Regions from separate parts of the Homo sapiens genome. Here region 1 is linked to region 2. The links are chromatin loops, found by intact Hi-C in ENCODE. Cell type or tissue: mammary epithelial cell. All regions are shown on one strand. Links, peaks and the distances in the headings refer to the core of each region. The heading gives the core; the rest is flanking DNA.

Evidence for each region. A loop is a pair of places that touch in the nucleus more often than their neighbours do. Peaks named below come from ENCODE experiments on the same cell type or tissue, not always from the same donor. Only the 100,000 strongest peaks of a DNase experiment are listed, where the experiment ranks them.
Region 1: it touches region 2 in a loop (2.0-fold over the local background); 2 of 110 quality-filtered maps call a loop at or near these places.

The regions. Positions count from the first base shown.
Region 1 is chr3:101,897,834-101,906,175 of GRCh38, forward strand. No RefSeq gene overlaps it. Among named protein-coding and RNA genes, the nearest start is that of RDUR, 39 kb to the right of the region's middle. In mammary epithelial cell, for the core only: no CTCF peak of the experiment used is centred there; DNase peaks (open chromatin) are centred at 4,428 and 5,798; H3K27ac peaks cover 1,461 bases.
Region 2 is chr3:102,050,461-102,058,802 of GRCh38, forward strand. No RefSeq gene overlaps it. Among named protein-coding and RNA genes, the nearest start is that of RDUR, 110 kb to the left of the region's middle. In mammary epithelial cell, for the core only: no CTCF peak of the experiment used is centred there; a DNase peak (open chromatin) is centred at 3,121; H3K27ac peaks cover 1,293 bases.

The sequences.
Region 1 (8,342 bases), core at 80-8,079, 150 kb before region 2:
GTTTCTCTATGTCTGTACCAACACTTGCTATTGCCTGCCTTTTGGATTATAGCCATTTTAATGGGTGTGCAGTGGTATCTTACCTTGGCTTTAACTTGCATTTCCCAGCTGGGTACAGTAGCTCATGCATGTAATCCTAGCATCTTGGGTGGCTGAGGCAGGCAGATCATTTGAGCTCAGGAGCTTGAGACCAGCCTGGGCAATGTGGTGAAACCCTGTCTCTACAAAAAATACAAAAATTAGCCAGGCAAGGTGGCACACACCTGTGGTTCCAGCTACTCAGGAGGCTGAGGTGGCAGGATCGTTTGACTCCAGTTGAGGCTGGAGTGAGCCGTGATTGTGTCACTGCACTACAGTCTGGGTGACAGAGTAAGACCCTGTCTCAAAAAAAAGAAAAAAAAAAGAATTTGCATTTCCCTAGTAACAAATGATGTTAAGCATCTTTTCTTGTGCTTATTGGTCATTCAGATATCTTCTTTAGTAAAATGTTTATTCAAATGTTTTGCCCACTTTAAAAATTGAGTTTTCTTCTTACTATTAAATTGTAAGAGTTCTTTATATATTCTGGATACAAGTCCCTTACCAGATACATGACTTACAAGTATTTTTCTCCCAGTATGTGATTTACCTTTTTATTTTGTTAATGGTATCTTTTGAAGTGCAAAACTTAAAAAAATTTGATAAATTCCAATGAATGTTGATTCGTTTTGAATTAATTTTTTGTGTATGATGTGAGATAAGGGTTTGGATTCATCTTTGTCTTTCTGTATATCTAATTATTGCAGCACCATGTGTTGAAAAGATGGCTTGTCTTTTGCTGGCTTCACTTTTATTTTATTTTATTTGTGCCTTTAAAGAAAAGGTGAAGTAGGCATAAATAATTTATGAACAAAAATGAAGATGGTCTCTGTGTTGAATTTCTAAATGCTTACATGAGAGAATGAGCATCATCAGACTGACGTGTTAACAATAATTTGAACCACAATTTTATTTTGTTCTCTTCTTCTTCCCCATTCCCTCCCCAACCCTGTAGTTAACATCTGCTTCTCTCCTGTAAGAGGAAGTGAAAGATTTAGGTCAGGCCCCAAACCAAACTATCTTTACTGCACTCTTCCCTTTTAAGAAAAAAAAAACCCACCCTGCTGGGTCCGTTTAGCACTAAATTACCCTACATCAACGGTTCTATTGTGATTTTTGGAAGTTGGCCTTCCCCCGGAAGCAGAACTGCTGTTGCTGGGACTGGGTGTTATGAAATCAATCTAGCTGGTCACTTTGAAGGATGCTGACAGGAGTCAAGAGAGACGATCCTTCAAGTATCACAGGACTTTCCCTTATATTTGCTTTACAGATGAATTTCTTACAAGAAATATCTCAGAGGAATATTACCAGAGCTGGAGATCTTCCACATTCAGATCCTACATGTATCTGTGGTGCTGGGCAGAGGTAACCCCAAGTAAGAATAGGTTCAGTTGACTGATACAAGGCAGCAAGACTGGCATCCTTGGGGAAGTCTGTCTCTGGAAAGATATTATCCATCCTGCTATCTTAAGTCATTATAAAGAACAGGATGATTGCATCTTCCTTTATGGATATGTACTGGGTTCCTCTCTTTTATGGTGCTGACCTAGCAGCTATAACTGGGGTATCTTTCTACTCTGGCTTTGACAAATATCCCTCACAATCAGGGCTGTGGCATAATAATGATAAAAATCATAGCTAATATGCATATAGCATATACCTTATTATATACCAGCAACCCTTTTCCTGTCTTACATATATTAACTCATATAACTGTGTCTTGGCTATACGTATTAAAATGAATTATTGAGAGGAGTAGTGATATAGAAGCAATTGACATATTATTTGGACTGTATGGGGAACTCCATCTCCTAAAAGAGCTTTGAGACCAGAAGGAAAGGCCTGAGACAGTACTTGAGGGGTAAAGGTGAACAGAAGGGTTGTTTTTTAGGGTCTCATATTCTTTCATCTCTAGAACTCATTCAAGACAAAAGTTACAGGGAGAAGACACTGATCTTCATTTCCCAGCTTTGGTTAGACATATTCTTTTAGAATCCTTCTTCAAGGGCCTCCAGAATCCCTGTCATCCCTCATTTCCAGGCATTCACCTTAGTGCCTGCTTTCCCTGCTGTGGCATGGGGCCATTCCCCAGCTATCCAGGTTTGTCCTTGGCAGGTTGGGGTCTCCCTCGATGCTTTCCTGTCCTGTCTTTCAATGTGACAACTGTTTGCTAGAAGGGGGCAGTTTCAGCATTAAGGGTGAGGTCCTGTAACATTTTAACTCACTGCTGGCCCAAACAAAAGATTTCACCAAGTTTAAGATTTTAGTAATATACAAACATTTTGGCTTATTTTAGGCTATTAGCCAGTTTGTTCCATTTTAGTATAAGATTCAGAAGCTAGTTTCTGGGAGAAAACGAAAGGAGAGGGGAGAGGCTGAGGGCATACGGTGTCTGAAACAAGAAGAGCTGAAAAGGAAGGAAAGATTGGAAAGCCTTTGTCTACATCAAAATTTTGCTGAGGTCTTTCCCTGACAGAAAGGCTAATAAGAGATGCAGGTAGGTCCTTCATTCCTGCCCCCAGATCACACCAATGTTATTAACTATGGTCTCCTACAAACCGTGCACTCAACTTTGTTGTCTAACACAGGAGAATGACTCAAATGAGGGGAATGTCCAGACCCATGAAAGTCAGGTTATTGCAAATGGAGGTAGGCAACTAGTTTTAGACAGGTGCTTCCAGAGAAGACATGCTTTAGATGGCAATCTCCTCACTGATACATGAAGGCAGACCCTGCCAAGCTGGGTATATGATCAAGATGGTCTTAAAGTTCCCCTCAGCTTGACTAAATTTTAGACAGGCTTCTTCCCGAGTATAGGCCCTTGAGCTCTCTTTTTCTTAGAGCATGTACTTCATTTTTCCTTTCTTTTTTCCCCCCTTTTTCATAGAACTGTAGTTCAGAAGGAAGAATATTTACTGTAGAAAGCTTGTAATTGTAAATTCTTTGGCCCTCTGAGAGGTCAATCTTCTCCCAACCTCTTGCAAGTTTTATAACCCAGGAATGTCTTTCACAAGGACCTGGGAGCCGCCACTTTGCAATGTAATTATCAAGAAAGACAGCTCCCCTATTTCCCAGTCTCTGTGGGACCATAGGAGCCTAGCTTTAATACATGAACAAGCACCAGCTAGCAAACACAGATGGCCTACTCCCACTGGCCAGCGCTAATGTCCTCTAGTACTTTTCTATTTGCTCACTCCAGTGCTTAAAAATTCTCCCTCTTTTTGTTTTCAAGTTTAACCATTCTCCCCTATTGCAATAGACTTGACTCCTATGGCAATAAGTATTGAATACAGTCTTTCTTGCCTGTTTAGCTCTATGCTGTGCAATTTTTCTTTGATATATAGAAACTTGCACAGTATTTTACCTAAACCGACTCCAAATGAGTTTGAAAAGCCATTAACCCAGAACACAGGATAACTTTGTCATGGTACACTGTTATTTGGACTAATTTTTTGGGGGGATTCTGACATATAAAACATTTTGCATAATATCTCCTTTAATAAGTCCAAAACCAAAACCAGAATGCTTCTCATCTTTCTTTGTCATGAGATATACCAGGTATTCAAAAATACACAATTCTATACACAAACACACACACACACACACACACACATACACTTAGTAGCTATTTTTTTTGTAGGCCTACTTTATGCTAGGCACTGTGTACTTTCTATACATAGTACTTTATAAACATTTCTTCATTTAATTCTTATGGCATCTCTATGATTAGGGCTCATTATTTATTTTACAGATGAGGAAGCTGGGGCTCAGAGAGGTTAAGTAATCACCTTAAATCACAGCTGGTACACGTCAGAAGTGTGATATTAATTCAGTCACTGAGTCTATAAATCATAAAATCGTGCTTTTAATGGTTGTTTTCCAAGGATTCACTGGGCTACCTTGTTAGGATTCTGGCCCAGAGAGAAATCTGTATTTCCAAAGGGATTAAGGATGAGCTTCTGTCAAGTTTTGCTTCTGTCTTACCTCCTGGAGGCATTGTACTATTTCCCTGAGTAAAGATTTTACTATTTCTTGGAGGACTTCTTCCCAAAGTATGTCCCCCATACCCCTTCCCGCCCCTGTTTTCTCTGTATCCATGTATCCCACCCTTGTTTTCTCTGTATGCTTTGTGGCCTGGTCCAGTCTCTTGGAGCAGCCATTCTGATCTTGCTTTCAGGGTTGCTCTGACAAGAACAGCTGGGGATCTCCCCTGGTGCTTCCAGCATTCAGTATGTGCTTCCTCAGTAGACCTTGAAGATGGTAGCAATTTCCTCTCTGACTCATGCATAGGAGGAGATTCCAACATTTTCTCTGTCATTCTCTCAATCATCTGTCCTCTCAGCAGCACTTGGGTGATGACTAGGGCTCAAATAATGCACTATGATATCACCAGCTCACAACTGATGACATCACAAGGCACAATAATAACAAAAGCATCAGGAAGCAGGCAGAGCAAGGGTTTCGATGTATTTCAACATATCTGCAATGCCAGAGAAACCAATCCCTGTTTAAAAACCTAAGTCTTTCTAGCTTCCAAGTTTTTTCTCTGAGATGGAAGGAATCTTTCTAGTATTGACTACCTTCATTAAATACTTGTTATTTCTGAGTCTATGCTTAAAAGTATCCTAGACAGAATCTCAGAACCACTTCACTGCCTAGAAAAACCATCTCTGGGACTGTGAATGGCTCTGTGCTCCAGGCAGGTGACAAGTCACATTTCTGCTATAGAGCCCACCTGTCATATAGGGTGCTGTAAGGTTTTATTTTGTGGACCTGTAGAAAGCACTCTGTGGGTTTATGAACCTGGGCCGCTTGAATTCAGGGGAGCAATGATGAGGGCACTAAAATTCTCTGCTTCCAACTTTTCTCCTTTCTTCTGTTGGAGTGGCTCCCTCTCACTAGGCCTCCAGCACATGCAGCCCTTGCCTTGGATGAATCTAAGAATTTTACTTCTATTTATTACTGATACCAGGGTTTAGATTATTTTCAGTGTTAATGAGGCATTTTATGGAAATCAACATATATTGTCATAGACAAGAGAAGTTAAAATTATTTAAAATAATACTTTTCTCTAGCTATAAGAACTTCGTGGAAAATTTGGAAATTGGAAAATACAGAAATAAAAAAGTTATGCACAATCCCATTAACCCAGAAGCATTCATTGCTAACAGTTTTTTTTAATCTTTCAATCTTTTATTCTGAAGCTCTTTTGTTTTCAAACAAAAAGACATGGCCCCTAAGCCCTAAAACTTACAACTTCAAGGGCAACACAAATGAGAAAAATTAAGACAAAATGAGATTGAAAACCCAATAACATATGAAATATTGGTGATAATAGAACTTCAATCCTTCTGTGAGCATATCTACTCAATTTTTATTTTAAAATGAGAAAATTCTAAAAATCCATATACAGTCAATTTGGAAAACAGATGAGTCTGTCAAGCTCTCAGTGGACAAGCTACAGCTAATTAGTGGCTACAAAACAATTAATGGATAAGCATAATGAATAAGTTTGGGGTTGATTCAGAAAAGAAATATGAGGTGACTTAGTAAACACTGCATTTTTGATATGCTCCCTGGCTTGTAAAAATGCCATTGAGACACATATTGCCTGGAATCAGTCACATCCTGTCTTGTTTACCACTTATTAAGTATCCGTAGGCAAGTTACTTAACCTCTCTAATGTTTTCTCGTCTATAAAGTAGGGAAAACAGGTTGTTGTGACTATTAATTGAGATAATTCCTCTAACATGTTTAATGTAGTCCCTGATGTGTGACAAGTGCTCAAGAAATGCTGAGTATGATTAGAGGTAGTGGAAGGTAGCGGGTAGGACAAGCTCTGGTCAGACTGCCTTGCCACTCTTGTGGCATTTTTTCTACTGGGTTGTAAGACTGGATCATCAACAATGATGTGAATTTGAAAATGAACCAGTTTTGTCTTTGAATTGCTTTAAGGTAAATTATTAATCAAAGAAAGCACTCACAAAATGCTTCTGGGAAGTCCAGATTTTTCTTTTCTTTCTTTCTTTTTTCTTTTTTTTTTTTGAGATGGAATCTGTGTTGCTCAGACTGGAGTACAGTGGTGTGATCTCGGCTCACTGCAGCCTCTGCTTCCCGGGTTCAAGTGATTCTCCTGCCTCAGCCTCTGAAGTAGCTGGGATTGCAGGTGTGCGTGCTACCACACCTGTCTAATTTTTGTATTTTTAGTAGAGATGGGGTTTCACTATGTTGGCCAGGCTGGTCTTGAACTACTGACATCTGGTGATCTGCCCACCTCAGCCTCCCGAAGTGCTGGGATTACAAGTGTGAGCCGCTGTGTCTGGCCAGTCAATTTTTTCTAATGAAGACTTTTTTCATCATTATAGACTCTTAGAGAGTAGCAGTTATTTACTTTTAATGAATCCACATACAGTTTCACCATTAAGATGGTAAAACCAAAAGCCAAAAAAGCAGTTCTTTACTTTGGAAAATGTACTGTTGAATACATTTGGAGCCCATTATAACTTGACCTCTTGTAGTGCTCAGAGCTGCCCACTATGAACCAGTTATTGGTGGAAGGATGGACAGAGAGAAAGAGTCAGAGAGAACCTGAATATATGTTACACTGTGATATTTGTGGAGAAACCAAAACCTTTTTTTTTTTTTTTTTTTTAATTATACTTTAAGTTCTGGGATACGTGTACAGGACATGCAGGTTTGTTACATAGGTATACACGTGCCATGGTGGTTTGCTGCACCCATCAACCTGTCATCTACATCAGGTATTTCTCCTAATGCTATACCTCCCCTAACCCCCCCACCCCCAGACAGGCCCCAGTGTATGATGTTCCACTCCCTGTGTCTGTGTGTTCTCATTGTTCAACTTGCACTTAAGAGTGAGAACATGTGGTTTTTGTGTTAGTTTGCTGAGAATGATGGTTTCCAGCTTCATCCATGTCCCTGCAAAGGACATGAACTCATCCTTTTTTATGGCTGCATATTATTCCATGGTGTATATGTACCACGTTTTCTTTATCTAGTCTATGACTGATGAACATTTGGGTTGGTTCCAAGTCTTTGCTATTGTGAACAGTGCTTCAATAAACATACGTGTGCATGTGTCTTTATAGTAGCATTATTTATAATCCTCCAAAGGATTACCCAAGTACATACCCAGTAATGGGATTGCTGGGTTAAATGGTATTTCTGGTTCTAGATCCTTGAAGAATAGCCACACTTTCTTCCAAAAAAAAATTTTTTTTTTTTGAGACAGAGTCTTGCTCTTTCGCCCAGGCTGGAGTGCAGTGGCATGATCTCGGTTCACTACAAGCTCCGCCTCCTGGGTTCTCGCCATTCTCCTGCCTCAGCCTCCCAAGTAGCTGGGACTACAGGCGTCGGCCACCGTGCCCGGCTAATTTTTTGTATTTTTAGTAGAGACGGGGTTTCACCGTGTTAGCCAGGATGGTCTCGATCTCCTGACCTCGTGATCTGCCCGCCTCGGCCTCCCAAAGTGCTGGAATTACAGGCGTGAGCCACCGTGCCCGGCCAACTTTTTTTTTTTTAAATTATACTTTAAGTTCTGGGGCACATGTGCAGAACGTGCAGTTTTGTTACATAGGTATACACATGCCATGGTGGTTTGCTGCACCCATCAACCCATCATCTACATTAGGTATTTCTCCTAATGCTATCCCTCCCCTAACCACCAACCCCCCTGACAGGCCTTAGTGTGTGATGTTCCCCTCTCTGTGTCCATGTGTTCTTGTTGTTCAACTCCCACTTATGAGTGAGAATGTGCAGTGTTTGGTTTTCTGTTCTTGTGGTAGTTTGCTGAGAATAATGGTTTCCAGCTTCATCCATGTCCCTGCAAAGGACACAAACTCATCATTTTTAACGGCTGTATAGTATTCCATAGTGTATATGTGCCACATTTTCTTTATCCAGTCTATCATTGATGGGCATTTGGGTTGGTTTCAAGGCTTTGCTATTGTGAATAGTGCCACATTAAACATGTGTGCATGTGTCTTCATAGTAAAATGATTTATAATCCTTTGGGTATATACCCAGTAATGGGATTGCTGGGTCAAATGGTATTTCTAGTTATCAATCATTGAGAAATCGCCACACTGTCTTCTACAATGGTTGAACTAATTTATACTCCCACCAACAATGTAAAAGCATTCCATTTCTCCATATCATCTCCAGCATCTGTTGTTTCCCGACTTTTTAATGATTGCCATTCTAACTGGCATGGATGGTATCTCATTGTGGTTTTGATTTGCATT
Region 2 (8,342 bases), core at 101-8,100:
TTTGCTTAGGATTGCCTGGGCTATTTGGGCTTTTTTTTTGTTCCATATGAATACAAACTAATATGGTTTGGCCCTGTGTCCCCACCCAAATCTCATCTTGAATTATATTCCCATAATTCCCATGTGTTGTGGGAAGGACCTGGTGGGAGATAATTGAATCGTGGGGGCGGTTTCTCCCATACTGTTCTCATGGTAGTGAATAAGCCTCACGAGATCTGATGGTTTTATAAGGTGAAACCCCTTTCACTTGGCTCTCATTCTCTCTCTTGCTGCTGCCATGTAAGAAGTGCCTTTCCCCTTTCACCATGATTGTGAGGCCTCCCTAGCCACATGGAACTGTAAGTCCATTAAGCCTCTTTCTTTTGTAAATTGCCCAGTCTCAGGTACGTCTTTATCAGCAGCATGAAAACAGACTAATGCAGTAAATGAGTACCAGTGGAGTGGGGCGCAGCTGAAAAGATACCCGAAAATGTGGAAGTGACTTTGGAACTGAGTAACAGGCAGAGATTTGAAAAATTTGAAGGGCTCAGAAGAAGACAGAAAAATGTGGGAAAATTTGGAACTTCTTAGAGACTTGTTGTATGTCTTTGACCAAAATGCTGATAATAATATAGACAATGAAATCCACGCTGAGGTGGTCTCAGATGGAGATGAGGAACTTGTTGGGAACTGGAGAAAAGCTGACTCTTACTATGTTTTAGCAAAGAGACTGGTGATATTTTGCCCCTGCCCTAGAGACTTGTGGAACTTTGAACTTGAGAGAGATGATTTAGGGTATCTGGTGGAAGACATTTTTAAGCAGCAAAGCACTTAAGAGGTGACTTGGGTGTTGTTAAAGGCATCCAGTTTTAAAAGGGAAACAGAGCATACAAGTTTGGAAAATTTGCAGCCTGACAATGAGATAGAAAAGAAAATCCTATTTTCTGAGGAGAAATTCAAGCTGGATGCAGAAATTTGCATAAGTAATGAGGAGCCAAATGTTAATCCCCAAGACAATGGGGAAAATGTCTCTAGGGAATGTCAGAAGTCTTCATGGCAGCCCCTCCCATCACAGGTCCAGAGGCCTAGGAGGAAAAAGTTGTTTTGTGGGCTGGGCCCAGGGTCTGCGTGCTGTGTACTCCCTAGGGACTTGGTACCGTGCATCCCAGCTGCTCCAGCAGTGGCTGAAAGGGGCCAACATAGAGCTCAGGCCGTGGCTTCAGAGGGTGCAAGCCTCAAGCCTTGGCAGCTTCTACGTGGTGTTGAGCCTGCCAGTGCACAGCAGCCAAAAATTGGGGTTTGGGAACCTCTGCCTAGATTTCAGAGGATGTATGGAAATGCCTGAATGTCCAGGAAGAAGTTTGCTGCAGGGGTAGTGCTTTCATGGAGAACCTTTGCTAGGGCAGCGTGGAAGGGAAATGTGAGGTTGAAACCCCCACACAGAGTCTGGGGCATGGCCTAGTGGAGCTGTGAGAACAGGGCCACCTTCCTCCAGACCCCAGAATGGTAGATCCACTGACAGCTTGCACCGTGTACCTGGAAAAGCCACAGACACTCAACACCAGCCCATTAAAGCAGCTGGCAGGGAGGCTATACCCTGCAGAGCCGCAGGGGCGGAGCTGCCAAAGACCATGGGAACCCACCTCTTGTATCAGCATGACCCAGATGTGAGACATGGATTAAAAGGAGATCATTTTGGAGCTTTAAGATTTGACTGCCCAGCTGGATTTTGGACTTGCATGGGTCCTGTAGCCCCTTCATTTTGGCCACTTTCTCCCATTTGGAATGGCTGTATTTACCCAATGCCTGTACCCCCATTGTATCTAGGAAATATTTAACTTGATTTTGATTATATAGGCTTCTATGCAGAAGGGACTTGCCTTGTCTCAGATGAGACTTTGGACTGTGGACTTTTAAGTTAATGCTGAAATAAGTTAAGACTTTGGGGGACTGTTGAGAAGTCATGATTGGTTTTGAAATGTGAGGACATGAGATTTGGGAGGGGCCAGGGGCAGAATGATATGGTTTGGCTGTGTCCCCACCCAAATATCATCTTGAATTCCCACATGTTGTGGGAGGGACCTGTTAGGAGGTAATTGAATCATTGGGGCAGGTCTTTCTCATGCTGTTCTCATGATAGTGAATAAGTCTTATGAGATCTGATGGTTTCGACAAGGGGAGTTTCCCTGGGTAAACTCTCTTTGAGTGCCGCTATCCATGTAAAGATGTGACTTGCTCCGCCTTGCCTTCCACCATGATTGTGAGGCCTCCCCAGACATGTGGAACTGTAAGTCCATTAAACCTCATTTTCTTCCCAATCTCAGGTATGTCTTTATCAGCAGTGTGAAAACAGACTAATACACAAACCCACAGCCAACATCATACTGAATGGGCAAAAGCTGGAAGTATTCCCCTTGAAAACCATGACAAGACAAGTATGCTGTCTTTCATCACTCCTATTCAACACAGTACTGGAAGTCCTGGCCAGAGCAATCAGGCAAGAGAAGGAAATAAAGGACATCTAAATAGGAAGAGAGGAATTCAAACTATCCCTGTTTGCAGGTGATATGATTCTTTATCTAGAAAACCCCATAGTCTTGGCCCAAAAGCTCCTTCAGTTGATAAACAATTTCAGCCAAATTTCAGGATATAAAATCAATGTACAAAAACACTAACATTTTATACACCGACAACAGCCAAGCCAAAGGCCAAATGAGGAATGCAATCCCATTCACAACTGTCACAAAAGATAAAACAAAATAAAGTAAAATAAAATAAAATAAAATAAAACACCTAGGAACACAGCTAACAAGGGAGGTGAAAGATCTCTACAATGAGAATTACAAAATAACTGCTCAGAGAAATCAGAGATGACACAAACAAATGAAAAAACATCCCATGCTCATGGGTAGAAAGAATTAATGTAATTAAAATGGCCACACTGCCCAAAGCAATTTACAGATTCAATGCTGTTTCTATCAAACCACCAATTACATTCTTCACAGATCTAGACATGGATTTATGAAAGTCTACTTTGAGCCTTAGTATATGTTTGAGCCTTAAAACTTATGCAACTAAAATTCTTTGTTCTCTGGCTGTGTAATGTTTTGGCGCTGACCCTGAGGCATGAATGTTATCTGACTCATCGGTAAAGGCCAGAAGACAAAGAATAGGTGGGAAGTACCTAGTTAATATATGCGAATTTCATTCTACTACATGTGTACTCTCATTTGGCATCATTCAAACCCCAAACTGCCTCCTATGCAAAGGGAGAAGTTGTATTTGTCCTTGTGTAAGTGCTTTTTGAACTGGCTTCCAGAAGGAGCATAGAGGATGCTGTTAGGCCAGGATTTCTCTCCTTCTCACTCATCTTACTCATGCCAGATTCATATATTCATCATGCGCATATTTAGTCAAAACAGCTCAGCCTTTTATGTTTTTTAAATATATTGTGGAGCTGTATATAATCTAATTTAAATAAAGAATATTGCTAAGAAAAATACTTTGAAAATTTGTTGTATCTAAATAGGATTACACAAATGATTTTTCAAACACCCAGATCCATTTGGGAATTGGTTTCACTTGTATGCTATCACTACTTAACTGCAATCAGCTCCTACTTTTAGCTATGAGTAAACAATTCATCCAGAATTTTCTAACTTTTGATGAAATCCTTCAAGTACAGTAAGTCCTCACTTGACCTTGTTGATAGGTTCTTGAAAATTGTGACTTTAAATGAAACAACACATCATGAAACAAATTTTATCAGAGGCTAATTGATTTAAACAAGAGTTAAGTTCCTATGGTATGTTTCTGGTAACAAAAACATTACCAAACTTCTGACCCAAAACACTTCTAATATCAAACATTGAAATAAGTGTGAGCTATATACATATATTTAAGAAAGATTAATAAGAACGAGTCAGATAATTATTTACCCAGTTTTTGGTGAATCAGTGAGTGATGGCAGTCTTCGTGGTGGTGGGTTAAATCAAAGAATAAGTGTCTGCAAAGTAAAAATGGTAGAGAGCACCTCCTCCCACCACGCAGTTCAAACACAATTACAAATATTCATACCACATCATTTATTGTCATGCATTTGGATGATTATCATAGATTTTATGAATTTTAAAAATTGTTTTATTTCATTACAAATTTGTATTTGGCAATAACTTGTGTTCATTTATTTATTTTGCAACCCACTTATTCCAGTTCAGAGTCGTAGGTGGCCTGGGAGACTATCATGGGGCAGCTCAGGAGGCAAGGTGGGAACCAGCCCTGGACCGCACGCCATCCCATCACGGGGCACACTCATACCCACACCCACACTCACTCAGTCTAGGACAATTTAGATATACCGATAAACCTAACATCTTTGGGATGTAGGAGGAAGCCGGAGAACCTGGAGAAAACCCAAGCAGGCCTGGCGAGAACATGCAAACTCCACACAGACAGTGATCCCTGCCAGGAATTGATTTTGCTTTTTCTCATAAATATTATAACAAAAGTGTGTTGAATAAAAACATGATTCGAGAACCTGGTATCGTACTCATTTACGATACCAGTATGTTCCAGCTCTGGGGAGTATAATATCAAAAGGCCTGGCAGAAAACTTCCTCTCTTCCTTATAATGCTTGCTCTCCCCATAACATTAAAAATCTTTGGTTGTTTGTAGGGCCCAGGGTAAAAAAGCTTTATTTATTATTTTCACTGTTACCTCTTTCCTTTTCGGAGACACAGAGAGAATGAAAATAAAAAGGCTTTTCCATGCTTACATGAACATTTCCATTTCTGTTGACTAAGAATAAACAGGGACTATTTGGTTGTTTTGGCTAATTGCAATGTAACTACTTACACACTCCTCTTTTGTCATCTGTAATCTTGCACTAACCTTGAAACTACTCTTCCTTCCTTTATTGCTCTCCAATCTTGTCTACTTCTAACATGTTATTACTGAATGTTCTTTTCTAAAATATACATGTGATCATATCACTCTTAAAAAACTTTAAAGATTAAAAAATATATTTTATAGGACTAATTCAAACTCTTTGCTTTAGATCATGAGATCTTTCATGATTTACAGCTAAGACTGGTAATGAACTATTACTATGTGTCTCTTTATGTGTGAGTCAATATGATAGGACATTTCAATGAACCCCATTTAACCTTCACAAGAATCCTGTGAAGTCAGTAGTTTTATCTCCATTTTTTACAATAAAAAAGCTGAGCTTAGAGAGATTAAATAATTTCCCCCCAAATAATGAATAGCATATTCTTATCTGCCACTGATCTCTCCTAAGCAGCCACATGCACCTAAAGCACTGAAGTCTTCATCGATGTCGGGATTGAACTGTATTTTCCTCATGCCTCTCTAACTTTCCTTATGCTGGATCTGCTGCCTGGAGTGAGAAGAAATCTTGTTCACTGGTCAATCTTAAAGAAAGCTTCAAGGTCCAGAAACCTGCCCTTTACTCTTGTTTAACCATTTTGTCTCCTGGAGAGATGGTTAGACGCACCCACCCTTGTGAGCCAGTAACCCTGGGTGGATATGTCAAATCACTAGAGGGTGAATCCCAGGTATGAAAAGTGTCCTGCCCTCACTCATCACCCAGGGACTGCTGATATCACCAAAAAACTTTTCAAGAAATTGAGGAAGAATAGAATATAGAGGAATTTTAAGTTACTGTAGTATTCCCATTATAGACGATCTAATGCCCATTGATTTTTCCTTCCTTTTTTATTAAAAAATCTTTTTGATATATTGAGACCAATGTGCTTACACAAAAGGAGTTAGTGCCCACATATTCAAATGTCCAATAGAGAGATTTCTCTTATATTATAGGTGTATTGTATTTTTTAATTGAAAGTGTTTATTGTGGTAAAATACACATAAAACTTATCTGAATTTTAAGTGTGCAGTTCAGTGGTGTTAAATATATTCACATTGTTGTGCAACTAATTTCCAGAACTTTTTCATCTTGCAAAACTGAATATACCCACTAAACAACAACCCACTATACCCACTAAACAACTCTCCATTCTTTCCTCCCCCTAGGCCCTGCCAACCATCATTCTTCTTTCTAGTTCTATGAGTCTGATGATTCTAGATACATTATACAAACAGAATCATACTTCAACATTCTCAACATGTATTCATGTTGTAGCATTTCCTTCCTTTTCAAGGCTGAATAATATTTGTGTGTGTGTGTGTGTGTGTACCACATTTTGTTTATCCATTCATCCCAATAGACACTTGGGTTGTTTCTTCCTTTTAGCTCTTGTGAACAATGTTGCTATGAACATGAGTGTACCAATATCTTTTCATGTCTATGCTTTCAATTCTTTTGAATATTGTATTCATCTCTTCTCACATTGCTATGAAGAAATACCTGATACTGGATAATTTATAAAGAAAAGGGGTTTAACTGATTCATGGTTCCGTAGGCTGTTCAGGAAGCATGGCAGCATCTGCTTCTGGGAAGACCTCAGGAAACTTACAGTTGTGATAGAAGGCAAAGCTGGAGCAGGCATCTTCAAATGGCCAGAGCAGGAGAAAGGGAGAATGGGGAAGGTGCCACACACTTTTAAACAACCAGATCTCATAAGAACTCTATCATGAGAATAGCACCAAAGGGAGGGTTCTAAACTATTCATGAGAACTCCACCCCCATGATCCTGTCACCTCCCACTAGGCCTCTCCTCCAACGCTGGAGGTTACAATTTGACATGAGATTTGGGAGGGACACAGATCCAAACCATAACAGATATATACCCAGAAGTGGAATGGCTGGATCATATGGTAATTCTATTTTTAATTATTTTTTTGAGATGGAGTTTTGCTCTTGTCACCCAGGCTGGAGTGCAATGGCTCAATCTTGGCTCACTGCAACCTCTGCCTCCCTGGTTCAAGCGAGTCTCCTGTCTCAGCCTCCCAAGTAGCTGGGATTACAGGGGCCCACCACCATGCCCAGTTAATTTTTGTATTTTTAGTTGAGATGGGGTTTCATCATGTTGGCCAAGCTTGTCTTGAACTTGTGACCTCAGGTGATCCACTTGCCTTAGCCTTCCAAAGTGCTGGGATTACAGGGATGAGCCACTGTGCCTGGCCTTATTTTTAATTTTTGAGAAATTATCTTAATGTTTTCCACAGTGGCAGCACCATTTTTACATTAGTACCAACAGTACACAAAGGTTCCATTTCCTCTACATCCTTTCCAACACTTGTTTTATTTATTTATTTATTTATTTATTTTTGATAGTAACCTTCCTAATGAATGTGCTAGAAGTGGTTTTGAGTCAAGAGAAACTCTGCCTAAAATATCAGATAGGTTTTTTTGTGTTTTGGACCTCTCTGCCTCAAGGGTTAAATATAATACAAGAGAGGCATTTATTATCCTTTGCTATTTTAATAAAAACATCAATGTTCATAGAGAAAGCACAGTTGATTAGAAAAAATAAGCTCAGATCTTTGTCCAAGTCAGCAATGCTTACTTGAAACCAGGAGGTTCCACCACAAAACCACAACCTATGAACTACCTTCCTCCTAAAGGCACCTTCCCTTAGGTGCAGTCACAGTATCTAAGAGGAACTAAGAAGGTGTTAGGGTGTTAACCTTAGAGATCTGACTTTATAAAGTATTAGCAATTGTCAAACTCCCCAACTACACTAAGAGTTTCTGGAGGACAGGGGTTGTTCCTGTAAATCTCTCCTGGCATTGTGCAGGGTTCAGAGAAACACATTCAATAAATACATGTTTGGTGCCTGCTATGTACAAGTCACTCATCCTGGGAGTCACTGGGGATATGGCAGTGAACAAAATAAACAAAAATCTCTGTTCTTAAGGACCTTAGAGTATAGTGGTAGAGACCTATTATAAATACAAGGTGTATATGAAATAGCTGATGAATACTATGAAAAAAAGCAGAAAAGAAGAGTAGTAAGTGGCAGGAGAGGGATGGTTGCAATTTCAAAAAGATTTAAGGAAGGCTCACTGAGTTGTGGCATTTGGCCAAAGACCCAAAGGAAGCAAGGGAGTGAGGCACACTGATGGCTTCTAGGGCAAAAGTGTTCTTGGTTGAGAGAACAGCAGTGCCAAAATCCTGAGGTGGGAGTGTGTCTGATGCATTGGAGAACAGAAAGAAGACAAGTGTGTTCAGTATAGAGTGGATGGGAGGGAGGAGAAAAGGTCAGGTACCTAACAGGGAGTCAGACTGCACAGGGTCTTTCAGCCATTGAAAGACCTTTGGTTTGGGAAGCCTTTAGGGAGGGGAGAGGGTAGAACAAAAGAAAGGCAGGATCTGGCCTACATTTATATGGGTCACTCTGGCCACTGTGTTGAGCATAGAGTTTGGGGGCAAAGTTCT